2 separate regions of the Homo sapiens genome follow, and region 2 is linked to region 1. Evidence: chromatin loops called from intact Hi-C (ENCODE). Cell type or tissue: B cell. All regions are shown on one strand. Links, peaks and the distances in the headings refer to the core of each region. The heading gives the core; the rest is flanking DNA.

What was found. Hi-C counts contacts between places; a loop is a spot of excess contacts. Peaks named below come from ENCODE experiments on the same cell type or tissue, not always from the same donor. Only the 100,000 strongest peaks of a DNase experiment are listed, where the experiment ranks them.
Region 2: it touches region 1 in a loop (2.9-fold over the local background); 5 of 110 quality-filtered maps call a loop at or near these places.

What each region holds. Positions count from the first base shown.
Region 1 is chr4:83,078,521-83,090,829 of GRCh38, reverse strand. It overlaps PLAC8 (placenta associated 8), which reads left to right. Exons shown (of 5, transcript NM_016619.3): 5 at 1-782. Among named protein-coding and RNA genes, the nearest start is that of PLAC8, 30 kb to the left of the region's middle. RefSeq lists an enhancer at 6,428-6,477. In B cell, for the core only: a CTCF peak has its summit at 6,469; DNase peaks (open chromatin) are centred at 6,559 and 7,399; H3K4me3 peaks cover 793 bases; H3K27ac peaks cover 5,329 bases.
Region 2 is chr4:83,138,256-83,150,564 of GRCh38, reverse strand. LOC124900167 (a long non-coding RNA gene) reads left to right here. Exons shown (of 5, transcript XR_007058167.1): 5 at 11,059-11,106. Among named protein-coding and RNA genes, the nearest start is that of PLAC8, 30 kb to the right of the region's middle. RefSeq lists an enhancer at 10,595-10,889. In B cell, for the core only: a CTCF peak has its summit at 4,559 (motif pointing right); DNase peaks (open chromatin) are centred at 4,584 and 8,214.

The sequences.
Region 1 (12,309 bases), core at 2,137-10,136:
AAATGAATGTTGTCCCTGAACTTAGCTAAATGGTGCAACTTAGTTTCTCCTTGCTTTCATATTATCGAATTCGAATTTCCTGGCTTATAAACTTTTTAAATTACATTTGAAATATAAACCAAATGAAATATTTTACTGATAAGATTCTTCATGCTTCTTTGCTCTCCTTAAAATGTCTTTTTCACTAGTTAGTTCCAAGGGTCAGTCTCATAATTTTGTTCTTATACTTTGATTTCCTTTTTCTTTTTTTTTTTTTTTAATAGAGTTGGGGGATCTTTCTTTCTTTTTTTTTTTTTTTTTTTGAGATAGAGTCTCGCTCTGTTGCCCAGGCTGGAGTGCAGTGGCGTGATCTCAGCTCACTGCAACCTCCACCTCCTGGATACAAGCGATTCTGCTGCCTCAGTCTCCCGAGTAGCTGGGATTACAGGTTCCCGCCACCATGCCCAGCTAATTTTTGTATTTTTAGTAGAGACGGGGTTTCACCATCTTGGTCAGGCTGGTCTCGAACTCCTGACCTCGTGATCCACCTGCCTCGGCATCACAAAATGCTGGGATTACAGGCATGAGCCACCGCGTCCAGCCTAGAGTTGGGGGTCTTTCTATGTTGCCCAGGCTGGTCTTGAACTCCGGGCCTCTAGCAAGCCTCTCATCTCAGCCTCCCAAGGTGCTGGAATTACAGGTGTGAGCCACTGCACCATACTTTGGTTTCTTAGCAGGAGATTTTGGTTCACAGTAACCCAGCTCTCTTTCATCTAAGAACTTTAGATGAGAAAAAAAAAAAATAGACTACAGATAACTATTCCCAGGCAGTTATGGTACATTTAGCCAACACTTTTGCCTCTTCTCATGTTATCTGTTAGTATTAATGCTGACAAAGCAAGATTTTTTGCGAAACAACACACCAAGCCTTGCTTTTACACTGCATTCCTCAGGAGGTTGTTTATTGTGTTGTTGATTTTCTTTCCCTTTTGAATATGAGATATCAGAGTAAGAAAACTCTGATCAGAGTTTTCTGAAAACTCTTATCAGAGTAAGAAAAATTTGATCAATGATCAAATTCAGTGACTCAATTTTGGTTAAATTTTATCCATCAATAGATGGATAAAAGTGTAAAATGATTTTTTTCACATTTCTTGTCCCATTTGATCCGTCAGCATCATTTTGCCCTGATGAAAATCTCACTTCCTAATTTCCCCTAGTTCTCCTCCTACACTTCTGATTCCATTTCATTTGTTGGGGTGGGGGAAGTAAGAGGCAAAACTATTTATCTTATACACTTATTGTGAAATCTCAGTGAGACAAAATGTCAAAGCACCTGGAACTTAGTAGGCACTCAACAAATTCAAGCACTCTGCCCTTTCCTCCACTTACCCTATAGCTGTGGGTGCTTTGCAGGGTTCTAGCTTGAGTCCACTCCTTTCACATCTCACGTTCCTAGATAGCATCATCTACTCCCATGGTTCTAACTGCCTCTTAGGACCCCAAAGTCTGTACTTCCAGTTTCTCCCTTACTATTGATCTTCAGAATGTCTCTCTTGCTAGCTGTGAAAATGAGTCCATCTGGATGTCCCCTAGACCTTGTCTACCCAACAAGTCCAATGATATCACTTAGTTGTTCAAGGTGAAAAATCCAGGTACCAATGACCCCTGAATTGCCTCATCGCACCTTTCTCCTTTTCCCCGATATCCAATCAGACACCCACTCTGTCACCGATACTCCACTTGAAAGCCCCAAGGGGTGATCTATTTTGTTTGCTGCTGTATTCCCAGTGCCTAGAACAATGCCTGACACCAGTAGGTATCTACTCAATCATTTTGTTTGCTGCTGTATTCCCAGTGCCTAGAACAATGCCTGACACCAGTAGGTATCTACTCAATCACTTATTGAATGAATTAATCTGTCCTCTCCTCTTTGCTGACATAAATGTAGTCCAAACCTTATTACCTCTTTGGCAAATCATGTTCATACCCTCTAAACTAACCTTCCTGCCTCTAGAAACTCCAGCTTCCCTTGCCTTCTCTCCAGTCCATCCTATACACTGTGTACCATGAGTTAAATTGTGAATTTTTTGTTCTTTTCTTTTTCTTTTTCTTTCTTTCTGTTTTTTTTTTTTTTTTTTTTTTTTTTTTTTTTTTTTTTGAGACATAGTTTCGCTCTTGTTGCCCAGGCTGGAGTGCAATGGCGTGATCTCTGCTCACTGCAACCTCCACCTCCCGGGTTCAAGCAATTCTCCTGCCTCAGCCTCCTGAGTAGCTGGGAATACAGGCATGTGCCACCACCCCAGTTAATTTTGTATTTTTGGTACAGACACGGTTTCTCCATGTTGGTCAGGCTGGTCTTGAACTCCTGACCTCAGGTGATCCACCTGCCTCGGCCTCCCAAAGTGCTGGGATTACAGGCATGAGCCACTGCGCCCAGCCAAATTGTGAATTTTCTAAAACAAACAGACCCCAGTATTTTCCTTGGTTCTTCACAGTGTAGCCTCATTTTACCTCTTTAGCCCACTCTCCTGCCAATTCTTCACTCATAAAATTCCCAATCTTCCCTGCCTTCAACATACATACTTTTTTAAAATTTCAAATTCCAATTGTTCATTGCTGGTATATAGGAAAGCAATTGACTTTTGTACATTAACCTTATATCCTGTGACCTTGCCATAACTGCTTATTAGTTTCAGGAGACTTTTTGTATGTGTTTCTATATAGACAATCATGTTGACTGTGAACAAAGACAGTTTTATTCCTCCTTCCCAATCTGTATAAAGCTACATTTCCTTATCTGGTCTTATTAGCTAGGATTCTGGTATGATATTAAATAGGAACATGAGAGTAAACATCTTTGCCTTGTTCCTGACCTAGGGGAAAATCATATAGTCTCTCATCATTAAGTATGATGTAGGTTTTTTGTAGATATTCTGTATATGATTGATGAAGATCCCCTCTATTTCAAGTATACTGAGCATTTTTTTTTTTTTTGAAATGGAGTCTTGCTCTGTCGCCCGGGCTGGAGGGCAGTGGCGCGGTCTCAGCTCACTGCAAGCTCTGCCTCCCAGGTTCACGTCATTCTCCTGCCTCAGCCTCCTGAGTAGCTGGGACTACAGGCGCCTGCCACCACGCCCGGCTAATTTTTTTGTATTTTTAGTAGAGACGGGGTTTCACTGTGTTAGCCAGGATGGTCTTGATCTCCTGACCTCGTGATCCACTCACCTTGGCCTCCCAAAGGGCTGGGATTACAGGCGTGAGCCACCGCACCCAGCCTTTTTTTTTTTTTTTTTTAATTAGAGACGGGGTCTTGTTTTGTTGCCCAGGCTGGTCTCAAACTCCCGAGCTCAAGTGATCCTCCTGCCTTGGCCTCCAAAAGTGCTGGGATTACATGCATACCTGGCCTACTGAGCATTTTTATCTTGAATGAGTGTTGGATTTTGTCAAATGCTTTTTCTGTACCTATTAATACAATCATGATTTTTTCCTCTTTAGTATGTTGATATGATGGGTTACATTAATTGATTTTCAAATGTTGAATCAGTCTTGCATACCTGGAATAAATCCCACTTGGTCATAATATATCATTCTTTTTACACATTATTGCATTTGATTTGCTAATATTTTGTTAAGGATTTTTGCATCTATGTTTATGAGAGACTGTAGTTTTCCCTTTCTTGTCATGTCTTTATCTGATTTTAGTATTAGAGTAATGCTGGTCTCCTAGAGTCAGTTAGGGTGTGTTCCCTTAGCTTCTATTTTTTTGGAAGCTATTGTAGAGAATTGGTATGATTTCTTTCTTAGAAAAAAAATTTTAAGGAAATATTTCTGGGTCAAAGATTTATTTCTTAAATGTTTGATCAATCATCAGTGAACCCATCTAAGCCTGGTGCTTTCTATTATAGAAGGTTATTAGTTATTGATTTAGTTTAACAGGTATAGGCCTATTCAAATTTTCTATTTCTCCTTGTGTGAGTTATGGAACACTATTCCTTTCAAAGAACTGGCCCATTGCATGGGTTTGGGCCATAATCCCAAAAGACACAATCTTGAATGTTATAATCCCAAATGATGAAATCCTGAAAGATCAAAATCCCTGAAGTCCAAAATCCCCAAAATTCCAATCCCAAATGATTAAAATCCTGAAAATATAATTCTTGACAAAATAATTTTAAAAATTCTTTAAAATTCTTTATTTATATTTTTTAAAGGAGATTTGAGAAACATAAAAACACAACAGAGCACTTCATAGACCATTTTAGACAATAAAACAGGAAATAATAACATACTTTTTTTATTTTTATTTTTTATTGAGACAGGGTCTCACTTTGTCACCCAGGCTGGAGTGCAGTGGTACAATCTCAGCTCACTCCAACCTCCGCCTCCTGGGCTCAAGTGTTAATTTTTGTATTTTTACTACAGACAGGGTTTCACTATGTTGGCCAGGCAGGTCTCCAACTCCTAACCTCAAGTGATCCGCCCACTTCAGCCTCTCAAAGTCAGGGATTACAGGTGTGAGCCACTGTGCCCGGCCTCCTCAGTCCATTTTTAATACTGAAGGTATAAATTGTATAAAGATGTTTAGAAAGTTCTAATTCATTTTATGCATTTTTGCAAATTTGACTCCATGAAAGTGCATTATCACGAAGCTGAATTTGTGTAAGCATTGTGCATGTATGTAAAAACATTGCAACTTCCTCAATAAAATATCTTCTTTTTGTACATCCATATTTGTGAAAGATAAAATATTTTGAGATCTTGGCTTTTTGGGCAACTGCATGTGTGGTGGTAACTCACTGCGGATTTTTATTGATTTTGTCAAAAGACTTATATTGTCCATCTTGGTATTTCAGATGACCACAGTTATAAAGTTGAGTGCACACAATTACCAATCATATATGTTAATACATTTTACTTTTTGGCCTATTTCTTTATGAATACAGTTCATCTACTCATAACTCTTATACTTATGAGACTGTTGTTAGGATACCTGAATGTTTATGCTTGCAAAGATACGTGTATTATTGGCCGGGTGTGGTGTGGCTCATACCTGTAATTATAGCACTTTGGGAGGTCGAGGTGGGAGGATCACTTGAACCCAGGAGTTAGGGACTAACCTGGGCAATATAAAATAAATATATTGTAGAGTTGAGGCCTACGGGGCTTAGCAGGTGTTCTCGCCATGTACGGAGATGAGAGATTGTAATAAATAAAGACACAGGACAAAGAGATAAAGAGAAAACAGCTGGGCCCAGGGGACCACTACCATTAAGACACGGAGACAGGTAGTGGTCCCGAATGGCTGGGCACGCTGATATTTATTGCATACAAGACCAGGGGGCAGGGTAAGGAGGGTGAATCTTCTAAGTGATTGACAAGTTGAAGCAAGTCATGTGATCATAGGACAGGGGGCCCTTCCCTTTTAGGTAGCTGAAGCAGAGAGAAGGTGGCATACATCAGCGTTTTCTTCTATGCACTTATAAGAAAGGTCAAAGACTTTAAGCCTTTCACTATTTCTTCTACCGTTATCTACTACGAACTTCAAAGAGGAACCAGGAGTGCTGGAGGAGCATGAAAGTGGACAAGGAGCGTGACCACTGAAGCACAGCACCACAGGGAGGGGTTTAGGCCTCCGGATAACTGTGGGCAGGCCTGGATAACATCCAGCCTCCCACAAGAAGCTGGTGGAGCAGAGTGTTCCCTGACTCCACCAAGGAAAGGAGACTCCCTTTTGCGGTCTGCTACGTCGTGGGTGTCTTCCCAGACACTGGCATTACCGCTTGACCAAGGAGCCCTCAAGCGGCCCTTATGCGGGCGTGACAGAAGGCTCAGCTCTTGCCTTCTAGGTAACTTGTCACAATGTGCTTTCAGCACCTGACCCTATACCCGCTGGTTATTCCTAGGTTATATTAGTAATGCAACAAAGAGTAATATTAAAAGCTAATGATTAATAATGTTTATAATAATGATTGATAATTGTCCACGATCATCTCTATATCTAATTTGTATTATGACTATTCTTATTCTATTTTCTTTATTATACTGAAACAGTTTGTGCCTTTAGTCTCTTGCCTCGGCACCTAGGTAATCCTTCGCCCACAATATATAATAATTAAAAAAATTAAATTTAGCTGTTCATGGTAGCACCTGTAGTCCCAGCTACTCAGGAGTCTGAGGCAGGAGAATCGCTTGAACCTGGAGGCGGAGGCTGCAGTGAGCCGAGATCGTGCCATTGCACTCCAGCCTGGGTGACAGAGCAAGACTCCGTCTCCAAAAAAAAAAAAAAAAAAATGAGGAGACAGAGAAAAATGGAGGAATAGAAGACTGCAGCTATCATCCCCCTCCACAAGGACACCAATTTAACAACTTCATGAGGTGTTAAAAATCAGGTGAGCACTCATAGTACCTGCTCTTAACTTTATAATGCTGAAAGAGACACCGAAGAAATAGCAAAAACAGTCCTGAATCACTGACGCCCCTCTGCCCCTGCAGCTGTGTTGTGGTACTGAGGATATCTCTGCGTGCACGGGAGGGAGAACACAGCAACTGTGATGCACTGAACTCAGTGCTGTCCTGTTACGGCAGGAAGGAAAACCACACCCAACTCAGCTGACGCCTGCCCATGGAGGGAGCATTTAATAACAGCCCTACCCAGAGGGGAATCACTGATCCCAGTGGTCTAAACTTGAGTTCCTGCAAACCTCACCACCGAGGGCTACAGTCTGGGTCTCCAAGTAAACTTGAAAGGCAGCCCAGGCCATGAAGACTGCAGATCTCAGGCGAGTTCTAGTGCTGAACTAGGCCCAGAGGCAGTTAACTGGGAGGGCAGGTGACATACTGAGACACCAGCTAAGGCAGCCAAGGGCGTGCTGGCGTCACCCCTTCCCTAACTCCAGGCTGCACAGCCCGTGGCTCCAAAGGAGACCCTTTCCTTCTGCTTGTGGAGAGGAGAAAGAAGAGTGGGGAGGACTTCATCTTGCATCTTGGATACCAGTTCAGCTGCGGCAGAATAGGGGACTGGGAAGAGTCGTGAGGCCCCCATTCCAGGCCCTAGTTCCCAGATGACATTTCTAGACACACCATGGGTCAGAAGGAAACCCACTACCTTGAAGAAAAGGACTCAGTCCTGGCAGCATTCATCACCTGCTAACTGAAGGTTGGCAGGACCCTGAATAACCAGCAGTTACATTTAGGTACTATGTCAAGGCCCTTGGTTGAGCCTCTGAGACTTGCTGGCTTCAGGTGAGACTCAGCACATTACTAGCTGTGGTGGCAACAAGGCAAAACTCCTTCTGTTTGAGAAAAGCAGAAGGAAAAGTAAAGAGGGCTTTGTCTTGCACCTTAGGTACCAGCACAGCCACAGTGGGGTAAAGCACCAAGTGGGCTCTTGAGGTCTCCGATTCCAGGACTTGACTGTTGGACACCATTTCTGCACCTGCCCCAGGCCAGAGGGGAACCCATTGCCCTGAAGGGCGAGTCCCAAGGCAGGAAGCATTCAACACAAGCTTGACTTAAGATACCTCGATGCTTAAGGGAATATTGGAGGTAGCCTGGCAGTACTCCTCGTGGCCTGGGTTGACAGTGGCTATGGGGTGAGGCTCCTCTGCATTTGGGAAGGGAAAGGAAGAGTGGGAAGGACTGCATCTGGTGGTCTGAATACCAGCTCAGCCACAGTACAATAGAACACCAGCTAGACTTCCAAGTTTTTTTACTCTAGTCCCTGATTCCCAAAAGGCACCTCTGGACTCACCTGGGGCCTGGGGGACCTCACGGCTCTGAAGGGAAGGACACAGGCCTGGCCGGCTTTGCCACCAGCTAATTGTAGAGCCCCAGGGCCTTCAGCAAACATAGGCAGTAGCCAGGAAGTGGTTACAGCCAGCCTTGGCAAGCCCCACTGCTGTGCTGGCTTCAGGTCTGACCCAATGCAGTCATAGTGGTGGTGGCCACAGGGATGCTTGTGTCACTCCACCGCCGGCTTTATGTGGCTCAGAACAAGGAGAGTGAGACTCTTTTTGCTTGGAAGAAAGTAACAGAATGGAACAGGAGTCTCTCTGCCTGATAATGCAGAGAATTCTTCTGGATCTTTTCCAAGACCATCAAGGTAGTACCTCCATGAGTCTGCAAGAAAACAGTGTTACTGGGATTGGGGTGCTCTCTAAATCAGATACAGCTTACATCACAATATCCAAGTACTTTCAAATATCTGGAAAGCCTTTCTAAGAGGGATGGGTACAAATAAGCCTAGACAGTGAAGACTACAATAAATACTTCACTCTTCAATGCCCAGACACTGAAGAACATTTACTAACATCAACACCATCCAGGAAAACATGACCTCCCAAATGAACTAAATGAGCCACCAGGGACCAATCCTGGAGAAACAGAGATGTGTGACCTTTCAGGCAGAGAATTCAAAATAGCTGTGTTGAGGAAACTCAAGAAATTCAAGATAACACAGAGAAGGAATTCAAAATTATATCAGATACATTTAACAAAAAGATTAAAATAAAAAGAATCAAACTGAGATTCCAGAGCTAAAAATGCAATTGGCATACTGAACAATGCATTAGAGGCTTTCAGTAGCAGAATTGATCAAGCAGAAGAAAGAATTAGTGAGCCTGAAGACAGGCTATTTGAAAATACACAGTCAGGGCCAGTCATGGTGGCTCATGCCTGTAATCACAGCATTTCAGGAGGTCGAGGCAGAAGGATCACTTGAGCCCAGGAGTTTGAGTCTAGCCTAGACAATGTAGTGAGACCCCCCCCCTCCTTAAAAAAATAAAAAAGGCCAGGCGCAGTGGCTCATGCCTATAATCCCAGCACTTTGGGGAGGCCAAGGCAGGTGGATCACCTGAGGTTGGGAGTTCGAGACCAGCTTGACCAAGATGGAGAAACCCTATCTCTACTAAAAATACAAAATTAGCCGGGTATGGTGGCACATGTCTGTAATCCCAGCTACTTGGGAGGCTGAGGCAGGAGAATAGCTTGAACCTGGGAGGCGGAGGTTGCAGTGAGCCAAGATCATACCACTGCACTCCACCCTGGGCAACAGAGCCAGGCTCCATCTCAAAACAAAACAAAACAAAAAAAAGAGCTAAAGAGAGAGTTAGGCCCCAATACAATAATAGCTGGAGACTTCGACACCCCACTTTCAGCACTGGATGGATCTTCCAGGCAGAAAAATCAATAAAGAAACATCAGACTTAATCTGCACAATAGACCAAATGGATCCAGTAGATAATTACGGAACATTTCATCCAATGGCTGTGGAATACACATGCTTTTCCTCAGCATATGGATCATTCTCAAGGATGGATCATTTTAATAAGAAATTTAAAAATTTCTTGGAACAAATGCTAATGGGAGCACAACATACCAAAATCTATGGGATACAGCAAAAGCAGTACTAAGAGGGAAGCTTATCGTTATAGTGCCTACATCAAAAAAGAGGGAAACTTATAGTGCCTACATTAAATAAACAATCTAATGATGCATCTTAAAGAATTAGGAAAACAAGAGCAAACCAAATCCAAAATTAGTAGAAGAAATAATAAAGATCAGAACAGAAATAAATGAAATTAAAATGAAGTAAACAATACAAAAATCAATGAAACAAAAAGTTGGTTTTTTGAAAAGTTAAGCAAAATTGACAAGCTTTTAGCCAGACTAAGAAAAAAAGAGAGATCTAAATTTACCTTCAGTATTGAAAATAATGCGAAGATGAAATACATAGCATATCGAGTTGGCATTATGTGTAAAGGGGCAGAAGCCATACATGATTAAATAATTTGGCATAAGAGATTTCTTGTATTTTTGGCCTGTGTTTTCACTTCTATGATCTTCAAAACACTCACAGTACTTGTATTTGGGGAGTGGTTGTGGTCTACAAATTTCGTAAGTACCTGCTGTCCATCTGAAAGTCTGGTTATTTCTCAGCCATTGCAATTAGGTGATTTTCTACGTTTGCAGCACGAATAACAATTAACTTTTAAACTGTTTCACTGTTAAGTAGCCTCATACACTTAACACAGCCTTTTTGCAAGGGAACAATTTCACAGATCTCTTCCATTGTGTGGTAAGCAATACAGTAAGAAGAAATGATGTTCAGCTTCCCCAATACCAAATCTGTATTAGTCAGGGTTCTCTAGAGAGACAGAACCAATAGGATATGAGAGGAAATTTATTAGGGAACTTGGCTCATGCAATTATGGTGGCTGAAAAGACCCACGGTGAGGCCATCCGAAAGCTGGAGACCTTGGGATACCGGTAGCATGGTTCAGTCCAACTCCAAAGGCCTCAGAACCAGGAAAGCTGATGGTGCAACTATCCATCTGAGGCCAAAAGCCTCAGGATCCAGGGGGCCACTGGTGTAAGTTCCGGAGTCCGAAGGCTGGCAAACCTGGAGTTCTGGGTCCAAGACAGGAGAAGAAAAGTCTGTCCCAGATCTCAGAGAGAGACCAATTTGCCTTCTATATTTGTTCTGTTTGGGACCCTGGTCAAGTAGTTGGTGCCTCCCAACAATGAGGGCAGATCATCCCCCACTTAGTCCACTCAGACTCACATTCTAATCTCTGAAAACACTCTCACAGCCACATCCAAAATAATGCTTTACCAGGTTTCTAGGTATTCCTTAATCCATTCAAGTTGACACCTAAAATTATGTCCACTGTCCACCCCTTGTCAATTTGGCACTCATTTGCATCCCCTTAAATCACACTTAATTTCCAAATAAAGACAAAAAGGCTATGGTTCTGCTTGACATGACACAACTAACATGATGCAACCATCCTGTGTACAACCAAAAAATACACTAATCCCCTTCCCCAGAATTTGGCTTTCAGGGTTTCAACATTGAGGATTTTAATCTTTTGGGATTGTAATTTTCAGGATTTTAGACATGAGGGATTTAGACTTTAGAAATTTTGAACTTTAAGGATTTTGATCTTTTGGGACATCAACATTTGGGGTTTGGCATTCAGGATTGTGTCTTTCAGGATTATGATTATGAGGCAGAATTGCTTGAACCCGGGAGGCAGAGGTTGCAGTGAGCCAAGATCACACCACTGCACTCCAGCCTGGGTGACAAGAGCAAAACTCTGTCTCAAAAAGAAAAAAATTCCATTGTTGTCTGAGAACATACAGTGTATAATTTCTATTCTTTTACATTTTGAGGTGTGTTTTATGGCCCAGGTTGGTCTACCTCAGTGAACGCTCCAAGTGAGCTGACAAGAGTGAGTACTCTGTTGTTGCAGGACGAAGCAGTCTATGGATGTCAATTATATTCAGTTGATTGGTGGTGCTGTTGAGTACAACAATGTCCTTACTGATTTTCTACTTACTGGATCTGTCCTTTGCTGATAGGCATTGAAGTTGAGATCTCCAACTATAATAGTGGATTCATCTATTTCTCCTTGCAGTTTTATCAGTTTCTGCCTCATGTATTTTTTGATACTCTTGCTGACACTCTGATTTTATTTTATTTTATTTTATTTATTTATTTTGAGACGGAGTTTCACTCTGCTGCCCAGGCTGGAGTGAAGTGGTGTGATCTCAGCTCACTGCAACCTCCACCCCCAGGATTCAAGTAATTCTCCTGCCTCAGCCTCCCAAGTAGCTGGGATTACAGGCATCCGCCACCATGCCTGGCTAATTTTTGTATTTTTAGTAGAGATAGGGTTTCGCCATATTGGCTAGGCTGGTCTCAAATTCCTGACCTCAGGTGATCCACCTGCCTCAGCCTCCCAAAGTGCTAGGATTACAGGCGTGAGCCACCACGCCTGGCTGACACTCTGGTTTTAAATAAGCATTTTATCATTCTATTTCTCTCCTCTCTTAGCATAACAATTATATTTCTTTAAAAAGTTTTTTAATAGTGATTTAGAGTTTGCAATATACATTTACAACTAATCTAAGTCAAGTTTCAAATAACACTATACTGTGTCATGGTTGTGCGGATACTTCATAACAGGGTATTCCCAATTCCTTCCTCCCATCACTTACACTCCAGTCATTCACTTCAGTTATCCCTAGGCTATAGCTATCCACACATTGTTGCTATAATTCCTTTAAATAAAGTTATCTATTAAATCAATTAAATTTTTTAAAAAGATTTTACCTTCCTGTTTTTTTGCTCTGATACTCTTCCTTTCTTTATGTAGATCTGAGTTTCTAATCCATATCATTTTCCTTCTCTCTGGAAACCTTACTTTAACATTTCTTGCAAAGTATGTCTCCTGGCAAAAAAAGAATCCTTTTTTTTTTTTTTGAGACAGGGTCTCACACTATCACCCAGACTGGAGTGCAATGGTGCAATCTCAGCTCACTGCA
Region 2 (12,309 bases), core at 1,539-9,538, 60 kb before region 1:
GTGAGGCTGAGATTCTCAAAGTGCTCCATGACCCCAAAATGCTATAGAAGAAGCGGGGCTTAACTAGATTCTGGAGAAGAGGTTCTGGGAACAGCCCAGCAAATAGCTAACTTTCTGACCCTTCCGAAGTCATTTGACATTTGGTAACATCAGTTTCCATATCCGTCATGAGGAAGTTCTGTGAGATTACATTTAAGGTTACTTCTAGGTTAAGGATTCCGTGACTGGATGTTCTTGGCATTGATTAAATAAATGCATTGATAGAGAGTGTGTTTCTCTTCTTCCTCCTTCAAACAGCCCTCTACAATGGCTAGTAATTTCCAGGACTAAGGTGTGTAATTCAGGCTCTCTGCTTTGTTTCCCTTTTACATCTATGCAAACTTTTATGGGGCTGTTATCATGCAGCCCCTTTGATCTGCCTCTCCCTGCATAGACAGCCAAGAGAGCATCTCTTTGGCCCAGCACACGGCCACTGCAGGGGAGAAGAGGAAAGAAAGGAAATAGCTATTGATTGCACTCCTACTACATCCTAGAATATCGTGCTGACGTGTTTGCTCATTTACTACTCACGAACTCTTTGTGCTATAGGTATTATCTCTACTTTATAGATATGGAAACCAGGAATCAGAAACATTTAAGGTCACCAAACATATAAATGCTGGAATTTGGACTCAAGTTTATTCTGTCTGTCTCCAAAGGTCTGTTTTTTCCCATTTCTTTATCTTGCCTTCCAGAGTAGTTGTGTCTTCGGCCATGTACCACAATTCATTCACTCATTCATTCCATGAGTGATCTTGCAAATAGAGCTCATTACAAGACTTCTTTTTTAACAGCCTCCAAATGAAAAGGAGCACCAGTCTCCTTTACCCAGCCAGAATGGTGAATGCGGTGTTCTTATTTCAGGCACCCATTTCCTGAGAAGCTAATGCAGTCATGATGTTTATGTCCCTTCTTAACTTCAGCTTGGTATTAGCCTGTAGTTCATGTCCTCCTCTTTGAAAGAAGAATGGTTTTTCTCTATATTCTCTCTACATATGTATATATTATGAAACAGACTTAGAATTAGAGCATGTTTTCTGCAGATTTCCCTAGGTTTCACGCAAATAATAGTGAGATTTTTTTCCCCCTAAAAACTACCTTAGGTAAAAAACAGACAGACATACTAGAACAGAAAAGTGATTAGATCCATATTGAATGAGACTATTTAGTTCTTCCTTGAGGCATATCATGTGTATTTGACAAATGCTGCTTAAGTGAAGGTTTAAAAAATAAAAATTAAATAATGAGTTAAAGACTGAAAAAAATGAGTATGAGTTATAGGATTTTGGATTATTGTTGAGGGAATTATTAAGGCTACATGGTCTTCTATCTGAATATCCATTCCTCCATCTCATGAGGGTCACAACATTAGAAGATTTTTAACATTACTATTTATGTGTCCACCCTTTGTTCCACATTCTTGCTCTGTCAGATGAGAAATAGAAACACTTCAGCAATTAAAAAAAAACTTTTATGAAAAATAATCACTTACCATTTCACCACTTAGGCGTGCCGAACCCCTTACAAACTTGATCTGCTGTAGATCCCTCTCTTTCCCTCTTCCCTCTCTACCCACATTGCAAATTAGGAGTATCATTAAATTAACTTTTAAAAAAAATAACTGCTACCAAATGCTGGAGTTCAAAGTTTTTTCAGTAAGTCAAGAATACGCAGTCATAGCACCTGGTTGGCAGACTAGACCTCCCAGGATTACCCAGCACCTCTTGTGCAGAGCAGAAGTCCTTCCTGGGGCATCTGCCAGAGGGTCTTCAGGGACCCAACTGGACCCTTCCGGGGAGAGGGTCTTCAAAACTTTGCAAAATAGCCCATTCCATGGCTTTTTCTAGCACTATTCAGTCTCTTATTTTCACATCTCCTCATAATTTGTATATCCCTCCTTCACTCTGTACTTCCTTCCCTGTAGAACAAACGTGAGACATGTCAGTGAAAATGGCTAGAGGGATACAAGGTGGGGCCTGGTCTGGCACTACTCACAAACAGAAAAATTGGTGCATTAAACTTTAAAGGGAACCATTCCAGAAATGATAAGAGAGGATGGGGCTGCAGCTATAATCTGCACATCATTTGAAATGCTCTAATATTATGAATAGAGCACTGACTTGAGAAGGGAAAGACCAGGGTCTACCACCAATTTGTTGGGTGATTTTAGCAAGTCATTTAATTTCTCTGGCTTACCAGAAAAATGAGGGTAATGTCACAAACTTCTCATGATCAACAAGTGACATAAAATGTATATTTTAAAGTGGTTCAGAAAGCTACGCATTAGCAAAGAATGTATGACTATATATATAGGTTACATGTTGAGTTTTTAACAGGGATCTATATGCACTGATTGCCTGTGGTGTACATGTTTCCCTTATTGCATCCTTTGTCAACTAAAGTGAGATACCAAAAAAAAAAAAGCAATACATGCTTTATAAAAGGTGCTTAGTAAATTGGTGGGAATTCTTTGCTGACCTCTGAGTATAACAACAAATTCTCAAAGACATTTTTTTTTTTTTGGTGAGACAGAGTTTCACTCTGTTGCCCAGGCTGGAGTGCAGTGGCGCGATCTCGGCGCACTGGAACCTCTGCCTCCAGAGTTCAAGTGATTCTCCTGCCTCAGCCTCCCGAGTAACTGGGATTACAGGGGCCCACCATCATGCCCAGATAATTTTCACTTGAGCCCAGGATTCAGAGGTTGCAATGAGCCAAGATCATGCTACTGTACTCCAGCCTGGGCAACAGAGCAAGACCCTGTCTCAAAAAAAGATGAGGTTTCACCATGTTGGCCAGGCTGGTCTCAAATTACTGATCTCAAGTGATCCGCCTGCCTCGGACTCCCCAAGTGCTGGGATTACAGGCATAAGACACCGCACACGGCCCTCAAGGCATCTTTTATCCTTGGTACCCTTTCACAGACACAGGAGATATCCGTTAGTAAATGGAAGGCTAATGGTTTTCAATTGCCCTTCTAAACCAATCAATTGGTAATCAGCTTCCTGGAGCCTGGATTGAGAGAATGACCTCCTGATTGGGTAGGAAAGAATTCTGTGATTTGTTAGGATGTCTGCCACAGGTGGCTGTGTGAAGTGACAGTAAATGTGCCACATATCAACCATGACCATCTTAAATACACCATGACTTAAGGGCAACTAGATGTATATGTACAACAGGACACTTATTTCCCTAAGCCTGGATATCAGGTCCACTGTTACCAATAGTAACCAACTGAGATTTATACAAAATGTGACTGTGTATCATATCTAGTTATATGTTCCTATGTTCCTGTCAACACCACGGTATCTAGAATAATAATTCATTCTCCAAAGTGATGGGAAGCTATTTTAGTCTCTACAAATTAAGTGTGCAGTTCACCCAGTTATCCATCTTTGGCCATAGATGCCATAAGGCTCTCTGCATCTGTCAGCCATCTTTGGCACATCTATCTGCCACAGATGCCATAAGGCTCTATGCATCTCTTGGGATCAGAGTGGCAAACCACCTGTTCCTAATAAAGCATCTCTAAGACAGTTGCTGAAGTGATGGCCAGAGGCGCAACTCAGATTACCAATTATGATAGCATAAATTCTGTCATACCAGCTAAGTCTTTCTGGTGACTTTAACAAGGTTTTCAGAGCCTTAAGTGTGGTTGGAATTTGTAATAATAGTGATTCCTCCAGCTTTTCTGACTCAAATCTGTGGTAGGATCCAGGCTTCTGAATTTTAATAAGGACTACAAGTATTTCTGAAGCAGGTGGTCCTCCTACTATGAGACAAGTACGTTTCCCTGTAGGTGGTAATTGAATGAGCTCTAGTCCAATAATATAGATATGGACCATACTTAGCGGCTGCAGGTAGAGCTCCTGAATTAATGAGACAAGGAATCGACATTCTGAACTAAAGTACTATGTGTTTCCTGCCCTCTTCTTTCCACTTTATTTTTTCTTTTCTATTTCTGCCCTAGTTCCTGCATTCTGGCAACTGGTACTCTCTACAGGGACACAGCCTCTATTCAGTCTTGGGAGCAGAGCATTTCTCATTATTACAAGTAACTTAGAATTTCCAGCAATTCTAGTTCCCTGTTCATCTCTCTAATTTTCTCCATCCTCTCCAGAATGTTAAGGTTTTCATAGGTCATTTCCACTACAGCAGCTGGTTTTTGCTCTGGAATTTTTAGGTCTTCTCTTAGGGAAGATGTTTCAACATCTTCCAGTGAAGAACACCCTTCAAATGACTTCCAAGTAATGTCACTGTAATCCTAAATTCTGATGCAATTCCCCCTCAAATCTTGTCTTTGGTTGGGTACAGTGGCTCACACCTATAATCCCAGCACAAGTCAGGAGGATTGCTTGAATCCAAGAGTTTGAAACCAGCCTGGGCAACATAGTGAGACTCTGTGTATGAGTCCGCTCTCATGCTATTATGAAGAAATACTCAAGACTGGGTAATTTATAAAGAAAAGAGATTTAATTGACTCACAGTTCCACATGGCTGGGGAGGCCTCAGGAAACTTACAGCCCTGGTGGAAGGCACGTCTTCACTGGGTGGCAGTAGAGAGAATGAGAGCCAAGCAAAGGGGGAAGCCCCTTATAAAACCATCAGATCTTGTGAGAATTCACTCACTATCATGAAAACAGTATGGGGAAAACCGCCCCCATAATTCAATTATCTCCACCTGGTCCCACCCTTGACGCGTGGGGCTTATTACAATTCAAGGTGAGATTTGGGTGGGGACACAGAGCCAAACCATATTACCCTGTTTCAACAACAAAAAAATTTTTTTTAATTAGCAAGTGTAGTAGCGCACGCCTGTGGTCCTAGCTACTCAGGAGGCTGAGGTGGGAAGGTCACTGGAGCCCAGGATGTCAAGGCTGCGGTGAGCTCTGATAGAACCACTGCATTCCAGCCTGGGTGACAAAGTGAGACCCTGTCTCAAACAAACAAAAATCTTATATTTTTTTTATGTCTTTCTTCTCTGGCTCTTGTGTAACATCTGCTTCAGTGGTGGCAGAAATAGTCCATGCTGCACAGATTCCCATGCAGCGCAGGTGCTGCCTGACTCACTCCTGGTATTCAACTCCTCTACTCTTTGATTTTCCACACAGGATCAGGACTAAGTGTGTATGTGTGTGTTTGTTTTTTTAAATTCAACCTGTTTACTAAACTAGTTTAGTTCCTCCTGTATCATATGCAAAGCTAAGCCACTGGCTAAATCACATTTTTCTTCATTTTCTTTCCTTTTTCCATAGTTCATGTATTGACCGCCACATCAAAACCTATTATTATAAAGCTGAAAAACTGAACTGAAACTATTTCTCCATTATTTTCTGTGATTTTTTTGTGTGTTAAAGCCTAAGCAATAATTTTGGAATTTAAAGAGATAAATAGCATTTGAATTAGGTAATTTATGACTATAGTTGGTTTTAAAAGCCTAATGAGACCAGAATGGATGAAAGAAAGAAAAATTTCCTACACATCTATAGGGAAATATCCAAGTATCAACAGGGGACATAAAATTATGTGTTGTATTTTGTTCCCCTAAATATTCAAAAAATTAAGAAATTATTTTTATTATTATTATTATTTTTTCTGAGACGGAGTCTCCCAGGCTGGAATGCAGTAGTGTGATCTCAGCTCACTTATAGCCTCCGCCTCCCAGGTTCAAGCAATTCTCCGCCTCAGCCTCCTGAGTAGCTGGGATTACAGGTGCCCACCACCACGCCCAGCTAATTTTTGTATTTTTAGTAGAGATGGGGTTTCACCATGTTGGTCAGTCTGGTCTCAAACTCCTGACCTCAAGTGATCCGCCTGCCTCAGCCTCCCAAAGTGCTGGGATTACAGATGTGAGCCACCCCACCCAGCAGCGCAGCAGATTTTATAGGCAGGCTTGAGGAGGCAGTGTCTGATTTACTAGGGCCCACAGATTTGTTTGACCAGCTGTGATGTTTACATGGTGTATGGGAAGGCTGGTCACCCCACCCTAATCTTATTATGCAAATGGGCCTTCCACTTGGCCAGTACCATCTTGCCTGCTCCTTACTGTACCCATGGCTGGCAAAAATAAAAGATGGAGCCACCATTTTGAACGTGACTAGTCCCAGGTAGTATATTACTTTTGGCACAACTGCTGGCATTTGCCTGTGCAAGCTTCCAGCTTGCTTGTCTATGTCTGTAGCTTGATTTTATAGGCTGCCTCGATAAGGAAAACCTTATCGAGGACTCCCATACCCTCACTATCTGCCTAAGTAATTTCTTCTTAACTCCTGTATCACTGGCAATATTAAATTTCTTTAGCAGGCTGGGTGCGGTGCCTCACACCAGTAATCCCAGCGCTTTGGGAGTCCAAGGTGAGCAGATCACTTGAGGTCAGGAGTTCAAGACCATCCTGGCCAATATGGTGAAACCCCATCTCTACTAAAAATAGAAAAATTAGCCAGGTGTGGTGGTGGGCACCCGTAATCCCAGCTACTCGGGAGGCTGAGGCAGGAGAATTGCTTGAACCCAGGAGGCAGAGGCTACAGTGAGCTGAAATCACGCCACTACATTCCAGCCTGGGAGACAGAGCAAGGCTCTGTCTCAAAACAAAAAAACAAAAAAACAAAAAAAAAAAACAAAAAACAAAAAAAATTCTTTAACGGAGTTGTGGTGTTAGAGAAAACTCTCAAACCATTTTTACTATTCTCTCATTCAACCCGACAATCATCAACCCAGAAGACTTCTGTGACCAAATGTCAGAGGGTGGGTTTCTTCCCACCACCAAGCAAACAATCAGTTATGCAGTGGACACAAGCTGGGTGTCCTCTGTGAAATTAGTGAAAGGCTACGAAATTAGGATTGAGGGAGGGGCCTGAATTCTGTTAAAATGTAGGCATAGGAGGCCGGGCGCAGTGGCTCACACCTGTAATCCCAGCACTTTGGCAGGCCAAGGTGGGCGGATCACAAAGTCAGGAGATTGAGACCATCCTGGCGAACATGGTGAAACCAAGTCTCTACTAAAAATATAAAAAAAGTAGCCAGGCGTGGTGGCAGGTGCCTGTAGTCCCAGCATATATATATGTTGCTTGAGGTAACACTTTTTCCTTATTTTAAAACAGAAACCAATTTCACCTCCAACGTAGTGTGTTGGCTAGTTCACTGCTGGTTCCCCAAGGCATATAGTAGACACTTAATAAACATTTGTCAATGAACAAATGAATAAATGAGTTCTTCTAGTCCTTAGTGGGGCTCAGAATTTGAAGCTGGTAGAACACAAGGAATACATTTGCCCACAGGATTTAGAAAAGGCCAAGAATGGCAATTCTTATAATAGTGATCTTGATGGGAGTACTAACTAAGCTTGGTTTACATGAACGTGTAGCCTCATTCATGATATGCTAAGGTGTTATTTGTGAACAGTCATGGGATAAAATTGTTCTTGAATGTTGAACTAGTGTTCCTGTCATTTCTATATGTAACAGGAAGAAAATACTTCCATGTCCCAACTCCTGGGGGATTGCCTTGACAAGGAGTTGGTGACTTTACAGCTTTGCCTCTTAATTTAGAGAATAGTATGAGGGTGAGGTCACACTATATCACTACGGGTTGATTTTTTCTAAAACTCTTTTCTTGTCTTCCTCTACACTTCCTTGTTGATCTCATTCATTACCATGAATTCAAGCACCATTTTTGTGCCAATGAACCCTAAATCTGTATTTTCACTCCCAATCTCTCCTTTGACTGAAAAACTCTTTTTTCTTTTTTTGAGACAGGGTCTTGCTCTGTTGCCCAGGCTGGAGTACAGTAGCATGACCTTGGCTCATTGCAACCTCTGAATCCTGGGCTCAAGTGATCCTCCCACCTCAGCCTCCCAAGTATCTGGGACCAGAGACATGCAACACCATGCCTGGCTAACTTTTGTATTTTTTGTAAAGATGGAGTGTTACCATGTTGCTCAGGCTAGTCTTCAACTCCTGGGCTCAAGTGAATCTCCCGCCTCAACCTCCCAAAGTGTGATTATAGGCATGAGCCACTGCACCCGGCCAACTGATGAACTCTTGGCATCTGTTTTCTCTACATTTTCTCCTGGAGGTTTTAGGCACCTCACACTTAACAAGTTGAAAAACAGCTTTAGATTTTCTCAACACCTATTCTTCCACCCAGATCTGATCTTCCCCATTTTGTTTTCTGGCTCCACCCTCCACCTGGCTGCTGAAGCTAGAAAACAAGAAGTAATCCTGAATTTCTTCCTATCCCCTAATCTAACTCATTTGCATAAAGCTTTTCTTGATTGCGCGTCTCAGAGTTTGGACTCATGTACTCTTGAAGGCTGGAGACATTTTAAGAAAATGGCTACCTGTTGGCTGGGCACAGCGGCTCACACCTGTAATCCCAGCACTTTTGGAAGGCCGAGGCGGGCAGATCACGAGGTCAGGAGATCGAGACCATCCTGGCTAACACGGTGAAACCCCGTCTCTAATAAAAATACAAAAAATTAGCGGGGTGTGGTGGCGGGCGCCTGTAGTCCCAGCTACTCAGGAGGCTGAGGCAGGAGAATAGCGTGAACCCGGGAGGCGGAGCTTGCAGTGAGCTGAGATGGTGCCACTGTACTCCAGCCTGGTGACAGAGTGAGACTCATCTCAAAAAAAAGAAAAGAAAATGCCTATCTGTTTACTGCTAGAAATTTATATCTTTTTCTCTGAGTGAAAATTGGGAATTCCTGTAGAAGATTCTTCTTTTCTGGGAAAAAAGAATTTTGTTTTCAGTTTTTCAAAAAAGCTGTCTTGTTTTGAACTAATCACCTGATGTTTTAAAAGCATATCTTCAATCTGAATGAAAGTTTAGAGTTCACGGGAGCAGATAACTAACTTGGTTTTATTTTATTTTATTTTATTTTATTTATTTATTTTTTGAGATGGAGTCTCGCTCTGTCCCCCAGGCTGGAGTGCAGCGGCACGGTCTCAACTCACTGCAAGCTCCACATCCCGGGTTCATGCCATTCTCCTGCCTCAGCCTCCTGAGTAGCTGGGACTACAGGCGCCCGCCACCACGCCCGGCTAATTTTTTGTGTTTTTTAGTACAGATAGGGTTTCACCGTGTTAGCCAGGATGGTCTCGATCTCCTGACCTCGTGATCCGCCTGCCTCGGCCTCCCAAAGTGCTGGGATTACAGGCGTGAGCCACAGCGCCCGGCCTTATTTTATTTTTTGAGATGGAGTCTCACGCTGTTGCCCAGGCTGGAGGGCAGTGGTGCAATCTCGGCTCACTGCAACATCCTCTCCCAGGTTCAAGTGATTCTTCTGTCTCAGTCTTCCGAGTAGCTGGGATTACAGGCACGCGTCACCATACCCGGTTCATTTTTGTATCTTTTTTTTTTTTTTTTTTAATTGAGCCTTGCTCTGTCGCCAGGCTGGAGTGCGGTGGTGCAATCTCGGCTCACTGCAACCTCCGCCTGCCAGGTTCAAGTGATTCTCCTGCCTCATCCTCCCCAGTAGCTGGGACTATAAGTGCCCGCCCCCACACCCAGCTAATTTTTTGTATTTTTAGTAGACAGGGTTTCACCATGTTGGCCCAGATGGTCTCCATCTCTTGACCTCGTGATCCACCTGCCTAGGCCCCCCAACAGGCGTGAGCCACTGTGCCCAGTCTCATTTTTGTATTTTTAGTAGAGATGGGGTTTTGCCATGCTGTCCAGGCTGGTTTCCAATTCCTGACCTCAAGTGATCTGCTCCCGTTGGCCTCCCAAAGTGCTGGGATTACAGGCGTGAGCCACCGTGCCTGGCCTCTAACTTGGTTTTAGATGACAATTATTAACAGTTGTGTCTCAGCCTGAACAAACAAAACCATAAGCTCTCTCCTCCAGCAGCCATTCCTGAGTCTACAGGCCAGACTGAAAAGACCTGATAAACACTGTCTCCTGAAAGACAGCAGATTGGGGGTAAAACAGAGGATAAAGGAGCATAAAAGAATAATCATTTAGGGGAAAGGGTATTGGTTTCTGTTCTTCAAATTTAAAACTGGAGATCCATCAGCCTCAGCATCTCAGATTAACACATCTGCTCTGTTCCGTTTCAATCAATAAAAACAAAAAGATGAACAATGAGACATTTTTGGTCATACAAATGTAAGATCAGTCTCTGTCCCCCACTTCCTATCTTTGGGAACTTTCTGGACTTTATGAAGTTGTCCAAAGGCAATTACATCAGATTAGAATATTAAATATACTGTTTAATAATCTAGAAGTCTGTCCCCTGCTGGTGGTGTGGGAGCTTGGTGAGCAGGGGAAGGAGTACAGCAGGGAGATGTTTTTCATGAGATGCCATGAGGAGGAGGAAAAGACTAAAACTGCCTTTGCAAAGATTATGACAGCGAGAGAAGTCTAGCATGGCTGACTGCATCTTGCTTCTAGTCTCACTAGGTGACTGTCCTCACTCATTCCCTGGCATACACCAAGCTAACCACAGGAGGAATTTAGTTTATAGTTTAACTTTGAAGCAAGGATAACAGTCTCTCCCTAAAACTAGCCCCCTCCTTTCTCAGGGACTAAGACCACCTTTGTAAGACTAATGAAAAGCCACAAGATTAGAATTATGGGAGGGACTTGAATTTTGCTAAAACGTAGGCATGGTTAAAGAATAACCAGCCCTTGTTTTTCTATAATCCCTTACTGCTCGGAAGTCATGAAGCCAGAGTTCACAAGACTTGTGGCTGCCCAAATTGCTCCTACGGATAACATCACTGGCTGACCCCACCTGGACCCATGACTCATGACTCAGCTAGTACTGTGGCCTCCACCCAAAGGCAGACTTAACACATGAGGACTGTTTTCCACATCCCTATGATTCCATCCTCAACCAGTCAGCAGCACCCATTCCCTAGCTCCCTACCTGACAAATTATACATTAAAACCCTTGCCTCTAAGCTCTTGGGGAGGCTGATTTGAGTAATAAACTCTCATTGGTTGCTTGGCTAGCCATGTGTTAATTAGACTCTTTCTCTACTGCAATAGTGGTGTCTCAGTGCATTGGTTTTATCTGTGCAGTAGGCAAGAAGAACCTGATGGGTGATTACAAAAGGAGGAGGAATTCTGGAGGTCCTGAACCTGGGAGAGGACAGAAGAGGGAAGAAATGCTTTAAGGGAAGTATGGGGTTCCTGGGTGCTGGCTTTTATTTTTCTCCACTAAACAGTGCTGTAGGGAGGCTTATTTCTGAAAACAAGGACATGCCATTGAACGACTTATTTGTAAATGTCCTTGCTCATTCTTAAGCTCATACTATGTGCCGTGTGGCTTTGAAGGCAGGCACCTCACTGCTTGGTGTTTCTGCTGAAATCACATGGTCACCCACTGTCTATGAACACGGCCCCTAAACCCTGTCATTCTGCTGCCAGGCCCTCTCTGTGGGCTGTGGCTTTGTAAGGGAAGAGGCAGTCACGATTCTCCTCCAGATGCAAATATTCAGCCCTCACTCTGACATGTTTCACAGTTTAATTTCTTTCTCTACTATCACTGGGTCAAAATTCTTGAAACAAACAAAAGGATATAACCTGACAAATTATTTTGCAGACAAAGTCCACCATGCTGCCAGGCTTTGCTGCTTCCTGAAAATACTGTTTTTTGCTTGCTTTTCTTCCAAATGATAAGCAGATCTCAGATTACATATGTGGCTTTGCTATTATTGTCTTCTTTTCCCTCTTGACAAATGAGAAGTTCAATGCTCATTGAAGCTCTTTGTAAAGCTGTGCTATAAGAACTGGCATTATGGAGTACAGGTCTTTTCCCTGTTCACAGTGTTTGTGACCAAACTCAGGTGAGCTTTTAGGCCCAAGAGATTACTGATGCTTAGTGGATTACACTTTGCATTTAACAAACCCTGTTCCTACACCAGTATATCATCTCTTTTAACAAAATCTAGGAAATAGTAGGAAGGCCGTATTTCCACTTTTTTTTTTTAAGAGACAAGGTCTTGCTCTGTCACCCAGGCTGGGGTGCATAGTTTACTGCAGCCTCAAACTCCTGGGCTCAAGCAATTCTTCTGCCTCAGCCTCCCAAGTAGCTGGGACTACAGGTGCATGTCACCATGCCTGGCTAATTAAATAAAAAGTATTTTTTTGTGCAGAGGGAATCTTGCCACGTTGCCCAGGCTGGTCTGAAACTCCTGGCCTCAAGTGATCCTCCTACCTTGGCCTCCAAAAGTGTTAAGATTACAGGTGTGAGCCATTGCACCAGCCCTTATCTCCACTTTAGTGGTGAGGAATCTGCAGCTGAGAAAGGCCAAGCAATATGCTTGACTT